Regions from separate parts of the Homo sapiens genome. Here region 2 is linked to region 1. A link is a loop called in an ENCODE intact Hi-C map of the cell type or tissue named here. Cell type or tissue: Caco-2. All regions are shown on one strand. Each heading gives the region's core, and the rest is flanking DNA. Links, peaks and the distances in the headings are about the cores only.

Region 1 (5,390 bases), core at 82-5,081:
CGTGCAGGGAAATCCAAGAAGCCAAGCATTTCTAGCCACCAAATTGGGAACACAATGATGGGGCACATGGAGGTTATCTATGGGAAGTTGGATTTGTGTGTAGCTACCACCTGTGCAGGTTCACAGCCAAACATCTGTTGGTAGGCTTGGGACCACCGTTGGTCAGCAGGGCCAGCAGTTATAACAGAAAGATGAGCTAGACACGGAGCAGAGGAGAGCAAGGACCAGCTGAGACCTCACAGACACCTCTGCACCTGACTGCCACACTCTCTGAGCACTACAACCTTCCAAAAATAATAGCCACTGATTTACTCTCCCTCCTAAATCTTGTGCAATTTCCTCTATCAGCTACTTCTAACCTAATCATATAAGGGATTCTAGAAAATACAGTTTCTAAATTGACAATAGCACAATCTAGGACTTTGCAACCCTTTCAACCTAGCAGCCACATATACCTCGTTTAACCGTCCTTAACTGTCAAATGAAGATAATAGTAAAAGGATGCTTCTACTTAATATGATGCAGTGACAGGTTATCCAAAATGCTTGCCCCACAAGTGTTTCATATTTCAAATTTTGGAATATTTGCAAATACTTACCAGTTGAGCATCCCAAATCCAAAATTCAAAATGCTCCAATGAGCATATTTTTTGTGTCATGTTAGTGGTCAAAAGTTTTGGATTTTTGAGCATTTTGTATTTTGTATTTTTGAATTAGGGATGCTCAATTTTTATCATACAACCAAAAACTGCTAATGCGCTCCCTAAAAAAAGGATACACATACTTAATACATCTTCAGGTGATATTTATTACTCTTCTCCCTGAGTTACATGCTTGCTTTGACATCTTGTAACTTAAATAAGATATAATCACTATTACTCATTTTTTTTTAAAGAGACAGGGTCTCATTCTGTCACCCAGACTGGGGTGCAGTGGCATAATCATAGCTCACTGTAACCTCAAACTCCTGGGCTCAAGTGATCATACCACCTCAGCCTCCCAAATAAGTGGGTCTACAGGCATGCGCTACCATACACAGCCCCCAAATTACACACTATTAGTCTTATATTAGTTGGTAGGAAAAGGAAAGAGGGGGAAAGAAATTTTCTAATTTGCTAATATATATTATATACAAACATATCCATATAAAAGCAAGGAAGAAAACATATAAATACTAAAAATTCTGTAACTGGCTGCATAGTTATAGAAGTATTTACAATGTCCTTTCTCTACTACCTATTCTATATTGACTTTGCTGTCACCTACCTATTCTATATTGACTTCAGTCAACGTGGAGTAACACACGGCTTCATTCCTAAAGGCCCTGCTGGTTTGGGGTGGTTTTCTATTACCTCTGTCAACAGAACATGAGAATACTAAAAAAGTACCTCCCCACACACATATCTCTAGCACTCCACATACAGTCTTCTCTGGCCCAATTGTGTAATAGCTAGTCTCTTGACAGTCGGGATAAATCACCCAGTATGGTAATTGCTTCTTTTTGCCTGTTGTTTTACTAGCATGAGAAACACTAAGTTGCCAGGTGACTGGCAATAAACAAACCATGGCTTAATTCAGAATGAGAGAAACAGGACCATATAACGGTCAACAATTCAGAGACTACTTCATCCTGGAGGACATTACTATAGCCCCACATGGCATTCCCACCCAGATGGTGCTCTAACTCAGTCTTCAAAGACATCCACCATCCTCTCAGGATAAGGGAGATGATGATAAGAGCAGTGAATTTAGCTGGGCACGGTGGCTCATGCTTGTAATCTCAGCACTTTGGTAGGCCAAGGCGGTCGGGATCACGAAGTCAAGAAATCAAGACCATCCTGGCCAACACGGTGAAAGCCCGTCTCTGCTAAAAATACAAAAATTAGCTGGGTATGGTGGTGCGTACCTGTAGTCCCAGCTACTCGGAAGGCTGAGGCAGGAGAATCACTTGAACCTGGGAGGCAGAGGTTGCAGTGAGCCGAGATCACGCCATTGCACTCCAGCCTGGGTGACAAGAGCGAGACGCTCTCAAAAAAAGAAGAAGAAGAAGATAAAGTATCCCAATCACTCCCTCTCAAAAAAAAAAAAAACAGTGAATTCCATGAGCATGAGCCCATCTTCTATAAAATGAGTTGCTTTGACAGAAGCAATGCTGTGTGGAATACCATGACAGTGAATATAACATTCTGTAAATCCATGGATGGTGGACTTGTCAGAAGAAATATAACAGAGAAGGCAAATACACATGTACAGTATCTATTTCAGTAAGAACAAAGTTCTGTCTCTTCCAAGTTAATTTAGTGCAGCATAATCACACTGCCGCCCAGTGGCTGGCTGGTTATCCCAGAAAGTGGAGCCAAATCCAGGGCTCAGTGTTGATCTCTTCTGTTGGCATATTGCACACTCAGCAGTGGCTATGGGCAATCAGCCCTGGTGAGTAAAAGTCCATGTTGCTGAATGAACCTGGGCATAACTTTCATCCCTGCCACCATGGTCATTTGTTCCTGAGTCCACTAGAAAGGACATAGGTGTCTGGTGAAAGAGACTGACCAACATCTACAAAATGGGTCATTTCATCTGCCTGATAATTTCTCTGCTGAGATTTTTCTTTGGCAAGCATTAACATGGGACACAAATATATGGACAGTCTATACCCTTTTGGACAGATTCATCTATGTACTTCTTCCCAGACCTCCTAGTTATTAGCTTTCCAATCTTGTTCCTTCCAAGTCCCTGACCATCAAGCTGAACTCTTATCCACTTACCATGAAATGATGCAGATCTCTACCTACCTCTGATCATCTCTCTCCTTCCACGAGAAATGGAAAAAAAAGAGTAGTGCTCAAAGTACTGCCTCTCTTGAGAGAATTTCTCTCCACCACATTTTTTTAAATAATTTTTTTATATTTTAAGTTCTAGGGTACATGTGCACAATGTGCAGGTTACATATGTATACGTGTGTCATGTTGGTTTGCTGCACCCATTAACTCGTCATTTACATTAGGTATTTCTCCTAATGCTATCCCTCCCCCATCCCCCCACCCCACAACAGGCCCCAGTGTGTGATGTTCCCCAACCTGTGTCCAAGTGTTCTCATTGTTCAGTTCCCACCTATGAGTGAGAACATGCAGTGTTTGGTTTTCTGTCCTTGCGATAGTTTGCTCAGAATGATGGTTTCCAGCTTCATCCATGTTGCTACAAAGGACATGAACTCATCCTTTTTTATGGCTGCACAGTATTCCATATCCACCACTATTTTTCAAAAATACCCCAGAGTAGGGTTCCAGTGCTATCTCTGTACACTTTCTGGTGATGCCAGCACATTTTGCAAAATCATCTGTAGAGTAGGCCCTATTTTGTCTTCCTTAGCCATCAAGTAATGAGAGAACTTCGCCCAAGGCCATGGGTACAGACTGGGAAGGAGAAAGCAATGTGGCCAGAGGAACGACCATGGACATCTGTACTACTTGCCTGTGCAACTTATCTGAGACTTCAAGATCTATTCAAACTTAGTCTCACATATACCACCTACACTTGATAGAATGCTGCTACACACATGCTACAGCGTATTACTGAATCAGACAACAAATACATTATGATAGTTATAATAAGTTGCTGATGTCATGTGTAGGGCCTAATAGCAAGCCTGAAGTTGTTTCTCAAAATAGTTATCTGAAAAAGGTCACATAGCTTCACTCCAAAATTCTAAAGGTTAGTGATATCATTCACATATTACAATCTGCTAAAGGCCCCATAAAGCATTTCTGCCCCTGCAAGTACCATCAAATCGATCTGTTGGGTTATACTGCTTAGTGGCAGAGATCAGCGCTATGCCACTACCTTTGTTGTAAAAGAGTTTACATGCAGCAACTTTATTCTTCAATTTGGAAGGAATATGTCAATGTACCATGAGATTGCCTAGAAATTTAACAAAGTGAAAGGTCTCTACATTTGTTTGGGGAGTGGGGGGGCTTAGTCATTTTCTACCCTCTATTTTGCATGTGTTTTACCAAGATATCTAGACTAGTTGCTACTTTCTGCTCACTAGTTCAATTAGCTCAACATCATTAAATTAGTGGTGCAGCACAATGTCTTATGGAATGAAGAGGTAATCAAGTTTCCTATGGACAAGATGGTAAGAGAATTGGAGAGGAATTTTAATCCTGAGGTGGGATACTGAAGAAGTATTGCTGGCTTTGCTTATTAAAAGCAAACGGCTTCTGATGATGTCTGTTAACAAGAATTGAGAAAAAAAATCACTGTATCAGGGTTGAAATAGAACATATATATATATGATTGATGGCAGGGAATTGGTTTATGGAATTGTAAAGGCTGGCTGGGCAAGTCTGAAATTCATAGGACAGCCTGTCAGAAGGACAGGCTGGAACACTCAGGCATGGGTGCATGCTGCTGTTCACAGATGGAATTTCTGCTTCTTCAGGGAAGCATCGGCTCTGCTATTCAGATGTTTCAACTGAGTGAATCAGCTGCTCCCAAACCACCTAGAATAATCTCCCTTACTTAACATCAACTGGTTATAGAATTTGATCAAATTTACAAAACACCTTTGTAGCACCACCTAGATTCATATTTGGGTGAGTAACCAGGGATTACAACCTATTCAAGTTGTATAGCAGGTACCAGGGGTATTGATGTTTTCTCCAATAAATAAACCCTATCTAGAATAACAGTTGTAATAAGATTCATCACTTAGTTCAGTTTTCAAAAATACTACTGTTGTTCTCTAAGATCCATCTACTCTCTGCAAAGGCCAAATAGGTGAGTTGAATTAGGATATGGTAGGAATCACCACTCCCATATCCTTCAAGTCCTTGATACCGGCAGAGATCTGAAAAACCCCTCCAGGAATACAACATAGCTTTTAGTGTATGATTTTTAGAACAGAGCCATCCTAGTGGCTTCCACACAGCTTTTCCTACAAGACAGCCCTCTCTGCATGTGTGAGGGAATCAGAGTGAGGGTTCTCCCAGCGGCTAAGTATGTCTCCTCCAACTATAAATTTCTGACCTGAGAAAATAAACATTGAATAGCTTTGGGGACCAATTGAGCCACTTTGAGATGGATACAAGCCAAAATTCCATTAATTATCTCATTTCCTTAAGTCCTTATTCTTATAGGTAGACCACTGAGATGTTTTGAGTCTCTAACAATTAGTGTCACTTCAGAGCCAAAATGTCTAATTAGTTCTCCTTTCCCAATTCACAGACACCCAGGTAAGTAACCACCGGTCCTTTTAAAGAAAGTAGAGAAAAAGATTTACAGTATAATTTCTGGCAGAGTAGGGGGATTCTTCCTCAAAGAGACCCAGGCTTCTCTTCACTTAAGGGACTGTGTGAGCTGGGTCAGTCCAGGAACAGATTGAGGGGCTAC
Region 2 (5,390 bases), core at 66-5,065, 1.0 Mb before region 1:
AGTATTCCCTGTTCTTGAATTTTCTGGAGGAGCTTGAGAATTATTGGTAGTAATTCATTAAACATTTGGTGGAATTCAATCATAAAGCCAAATGGTCCCCAGCTTTTATTTGATGAGAGACTTTTCATTAATAATTCAATTTCCTTACTTATTGTTGTTCTGTTTATATTTTCTATTTATTTATGATTCAGTCTTGGTAGATTGTATGTTTCCAGGAATGTATCAATTTCTTCTAAGTTACTCAGTTTTTCAGAGTATAATATTTCAGAGTAGTCTCTTACAATTGTATCTTGTGACACTGGTGGTAGTGTCTCTTCTTTCATTTCTACTTTTATTTACTTGAGGCTTCTCATTTTTAAAATTAAGTCTACTTAAAATTTGCCAATTTTGTTTATCTTTAAAGAAAACAGAAACTCTTAGTTATGTTGCTATTGTTTTTCTAGTCACTATTTTAATTTTTTCTGCTTTGATATTTATGATCCCTTCCTTCTACTAACTTTGGGTTTAGTTTGTTATTTTTTGATCTCTTGAGGTAAAACTTTTAAGTTTATTTGACATCTTTTTTCATGTTTTGATGTAAGGACCTAGTGCTATCATCTTCCCTCCTAGGGCTGTTTTTGCTGTATCCTATGGGTTTAGTACGTTGTGTTCCCATTTTCATTTGTCTAAAAATATTTTCTGTTTTTTGATTTATTCTGTGATTTTTTTTTGTTCAGGAATATGTTTAATATCAACATATTTGTGATTTTTTCAAAATGTATCCTGTTATTGAGTTCAAGTTTAATACTATTGTGGTCAGAAAAGATACTTGATATGATTTCAATCTTCTTAAATTTCTTAAAACTGATTTTGTGGCCTAATATATGGTTCATTTTGGTGAATATTTTATACGTATTTAAGAAGAAATTTGTATTCTGCTCTTGTTGGATAAGATGGTTGGTTTATGTCTTTTAGACCAATTTGGTTTAAAGTGTAGTCCAAGTCCACAGTTTCCTTGATGGCTAATTTAGCCACTGTTAAAAGTGGGGTACTGAAATTCCCAACTATTATTGCATTATTGTCTATCTCTCCTTTGTGATCTATTAAGATTTGCTTCATATAATTAGGTACTCTGATATTGGGTGCAAATATTTTATAATTGTTATATTCTGCTAATGAATTGACTGACCCTTTATTGTTATAACATTACCCTTTATGCCTCTTTCTACCATTTTTGAATTAAAGCTTAGTTTGTCTGATAAGTATAACTACCCTAACTACCCCTATTCTTTTTGGGGTTCATTTTTATATCTATTTTATATCTATTTATTTATATCTATTTTCCAACCCTTCAGTTTTAGTCTAGCTGTGTCACTAAAGCTGAAGTGAATCATGAATCCTTCATAGGGCATATAAAATTGAGGCTTGTTTTTTGTTGTTGTTTGTTCTTACCATTTGGCCACTCTGTCTTTTGATTGAAGAATTTAAACCCTTTTATATTAAGGAAATTATTTATAGGTAAGTCCTTACTACTGCTATTTTGTTTATAGTTTTCTGGTTGTTTTGTTGATCTTTTGTTCCTTTCTTTCTATGTCTTCCTCTATGGTTTAATGATTTTCTGTAATATGTTTGATTTCTTTGTCTTTATCTTTTATCTATGTTGGATAGATTTTTGCTTTTTGGGTTACCATGAGGCTTACATAAATCATTTATATATGTAACAAGCTATTTTAGGCTGTTAAGTTTGATCATATATAAAAACTCTAAACTTTTACTCCCCAACATACATTTTATGTCACAATTTATAAATTTTTATATTGTTTATCCACTAAGAAGTTATTGCAGCTACAGTAATTTTTAATACTGTTCTACATTTTAACCTTTATACTGGAGATATACATGATTTATACACTACTATTTCAATATTAAAGTATTCTAAAATTTGACTATGTACTTACTATTACCACTGAGCTTATACTTTTATATTTTCATGTTACTAATTAGCTTCCTTTTGTTTCAGCTTGAAGATCTCCCTTTAGCATTTCTCATAAAGCAGGTCTAGTAGGGTAAACTCCCTGAGCTTTTATTGTCTAGAAAAGTCTTTATCTCTCTTTCATTTCTGAACAACAGCTATGCAGTTTGTGATATTATCGGTTGGCATGTTTTTTTTTTTTTTATTAGTACTTTGAATGTATCGTCCTTATCTGCCTTTGCACTGAAAAATTTCTGCTGAGAAATCCTCTGGTAACCTTATGGTTATTCATATATATGGAACAATCATTTTTCTCTGTTGCATTCACAATTCTTTGTCTTTAATTTTTGATAGTTTAATTATAATATGCCTCGGTGTAGTCTTCATTGGCTTGATTATGATTAGAAAAATTTTAGCTTTCTATATCTCTATATTTATATCTTTCCCCAGATTTGAAATTTTTTTAATTACTATTTTTTAAAGAAGCTTTCAATCCCTTTCTCTCTTTCTTCTGCTTCTCGAGATGTGAAAGTTAGCTTTCTTGATGCTGTCCCATATATCTCATAGGGTTTCTTTACCCCTTTTTATTTTATTTCTTCTTTCTCCTTTGATTATATATTTTCAAATAAATTGTCTTTGAATTCAAAGATTCTTTCTTCTGGTTGATTAGTTTCACTGATGACAGTCTTTATTACATTTTTCATTTAACTCATTATTTTCAGCTCTAAAATTTGTTTGGTTCTTTATTAAAAAAAAATTAACCTGTTAAATTTTTCATTTTATTCGTTTACTGTTTCCTGGATGTCATTAAATTGTTTCCCTGTGCCCTCTTAGAGTTCACTGAGCTTCCTGAAAATAATTATTTTAAACTTTTTGTGAGACAATTTGAAGGTTTCAATTTTGTGGTGGGGAGGGCGGGGTCATTCACTAGGAAATTATTGTGTTCTTTTGGTGGTATATTCCCTTAGTTTTTCATATTTTTTTGCCTTGCCTTGATGTTGCGCATATGATAGAGCAGTCACTTCTTCCAGACTTTACATACTCTTTTCAGTGGGCAAAGATCTTCCCCTATGAGTGGGCTTGAGAGTGCTGGCTGTAAGCAGTGCAGCAGTTTAGGTTCTAGTGAGGACACGGAAGCATAGTTCTTATGCAGTTCTGTCAGCTGAGGTCACTGTTGGCTAAGATTGCAGGGATCCTCAGCAGCAAAGTGTTTAGGTATCCCTGGTGGCAGCAAAGGCAGTTGAGGTTTAAAATGGCAAAGGTTGCTAGGGTGCTCCTGCTACCTTTTTCTGCCACTGGAGAAGTCATGACCAAGGGGATCCCTTTTGGCACTGAAACCAACTTCTGGGCACGTTTGCAGTGGCAGCAGCATCATCATTGTCTGCTTCATGGTGCCAGTGAAGTGGCCATGGAGCCAAGGTCTGAAGCACAGGCACATGGGGATGAACCAAGGCTCCAGAGTCTGGGTGGTGGTGGCACCAGTGCCTGGGGCACAGGTCTTCCTGTTGCTACTTTGGTAATGATGTCCAAGGCATAGTGCTTGTGGAACAACCAAGAGGTTGTGTTCTGAAACATGGGCATACCCAGAGCTACAGAAGATCTGAGGTCTCTGATGTATTCTAACTTGCAGCAGCAGTGACTTTGGTGTTCCGCAAGTGGGCACAGCATGCCAGCAGCCATGGAGCTGGGATCTGGAGTGTGGATATGCAAGAAGCTATGTGAGTATGAGTCTGAGGTCTTGAGAAACTAGCTTGCTGTGGCAGTGGCTCTGATATCAGAGATGTGAGCACTCATGGAGCACCTGTGGAGCCAGCGTGCATTGTGCAAGTGTACACAGGAATAAAGTCCTGTAACCCGGGCTCCAAGATTGAGGGTGGAGCTACACTAGAGCAGCAGTGACTTCTGTGTCTGAGGTGTGAATGCATGTGATATGACCACAGAGTGGGGTCCCAGAACACAGGCAAATGTGGAGCAGCCATGAAGCCTGGTTCTGAGGTATGGCCATGCATGGAGCAACCATGGTTTCAGGGTATGGGGGCAGTGTTGGGAAGGGTGGCAAAACAGTGTCTTCTTCATGGGAGGGTGGTGGGAAGCAACTGCATCTCTGTTTCCTGGTGGTTTGTGATGAGGATGGTTGTTGGTTACCTCAGTGGCAAAAGCTGATGATGTCCTCTATTAAGCAGACCACTGTGGACTTCAGTGGCTATCTCCATGTGGCTGATATTGATAACCTCCATACTTTTTCTTTGTTCCTAGACATTTCCACACATCTCATGTCTGCCAGTCTTTCCAGCCACCATTTCTGTGCAGTGATTCTGGGCTTTTTTGCTCCGTAATGTTGCAACCAGTTCTTAAATGGACCCTTTATTTCTCCCAAGATTATTATCGTTCATGGATAATTACATATTTGTTATTTTGGGGGCAATATGTCTTGTATTATCTACTCCACCATCTTGCTCGTTGTTTTTTTCTTTTTCTTTTAGAGATGGGGTCTCGCTCTGTCATCTAGACTGGAGTACAGTGGTGCGATCATAGCTCACTGTAACCTCAGACTCCAAGGCTCAAGGGATCCTGCCACGTCAGGCTCCTGAGTATCTTTGACTACTGGTGTGTGCTACCATCCCTGGCTAATTTATTAAACTATTATAGAAACAGAGTCTCATCATGTTGCCCACACTGGTCTTGAACTCCTGGCCTCAAGTGACTCTCCTGCCTTGGCCTCCCAAAATGCTGGGATTATAGGCATGAGCTGCTGTGCCTGGCCAGAGTTTCTAATTCTTCATATGACACACAATTTTTCTTGCTGGCATGACTACAACATCAATGACCCTTAAATCTGCCAGGCAAATGTATTGTGTTTCTTGAATCTTTTCACTTATTTACTTACATTGATGACTGCCTTATACCTTATCCTTTTTCCTCAAACCTTCATCATGTCTAACCTTATCTGCAATCTTAGTATCCATATAGCTTTCTGACTGAGAGAATAAAAAGGAAAACCAAAAGACAATTTTTAGTTTGATCACTCACCTACCCATATCAGTGTGCATGCTCTGTTTCCCCTCCTAGTACTCCAGGGCTTACACTGTTCATAGCCTTGGCCAAGACTAATCCCTCCATTTTGCAGTAAATTGTTTTTACCCTTGAATAATCGAGAACATTTCCCCCAGAAATTCTGCTTATTTTATAAAAATTATTGGTTTTTCTCTCTTCACTGGATCATCTCTATGAAAATACAATGTATTATTTTTTTCTGTATTATATTTTTCTCTTGGCCTTTGTATTAGTCCATCTTTACACTGCTAAAGACATACACAAGACTGGGTAATTTACAAAAAAAAAAAAAAAAAAAGAGGTGTAATTGTACTCACCATTCCACATGGCTGGGGAGGACTCACAATCATGGCAGAAGGGAAGGAGGAGCAAATCACATTTTACA

What was found. A loop is a pair of places that touch in the nucleus more often than their neighbours do. Peaks named below come from ENCODE experiments on the same cell type or tissue, not always from the same donor. Only the 100,000 strongest peaks of a DNase experiment are listed, where the experiment ranks them.
Region 2: a loop joins it to region 1, with 29 times the contacts of the local background. A loop is called at or near these places in 2 of 110 quality-filtered maps.

The regions. Positions count from the first base shown.
Region 1 is chr13:60,651,538-60,656,927 of GRCh38, reverse strand. No RefSeq gene overlaps it. Among named protein-coding and RNA genes, the nearest start is that of LINC00378, 19 kb to the left of the region's middle. In Caco-2, for the core only: a CTCF peak has its summit at 2,320 (motif pointing left); a DNase peak (open chromatin) is centred at 2,347.
Region 2 is chr13:61,683,546-61,688,935 of GRCh38, reverse strand. No RefSeq gene overlaps it. Among named protein-coding and RNA genes, the nearest start is that of LINC02339, 260 kb to the right of the region's middle. In Caco-2, for the core only: no CTCF peak of the experiment used is centred there; a DNase peak (open chromatin) is centred at 3,145.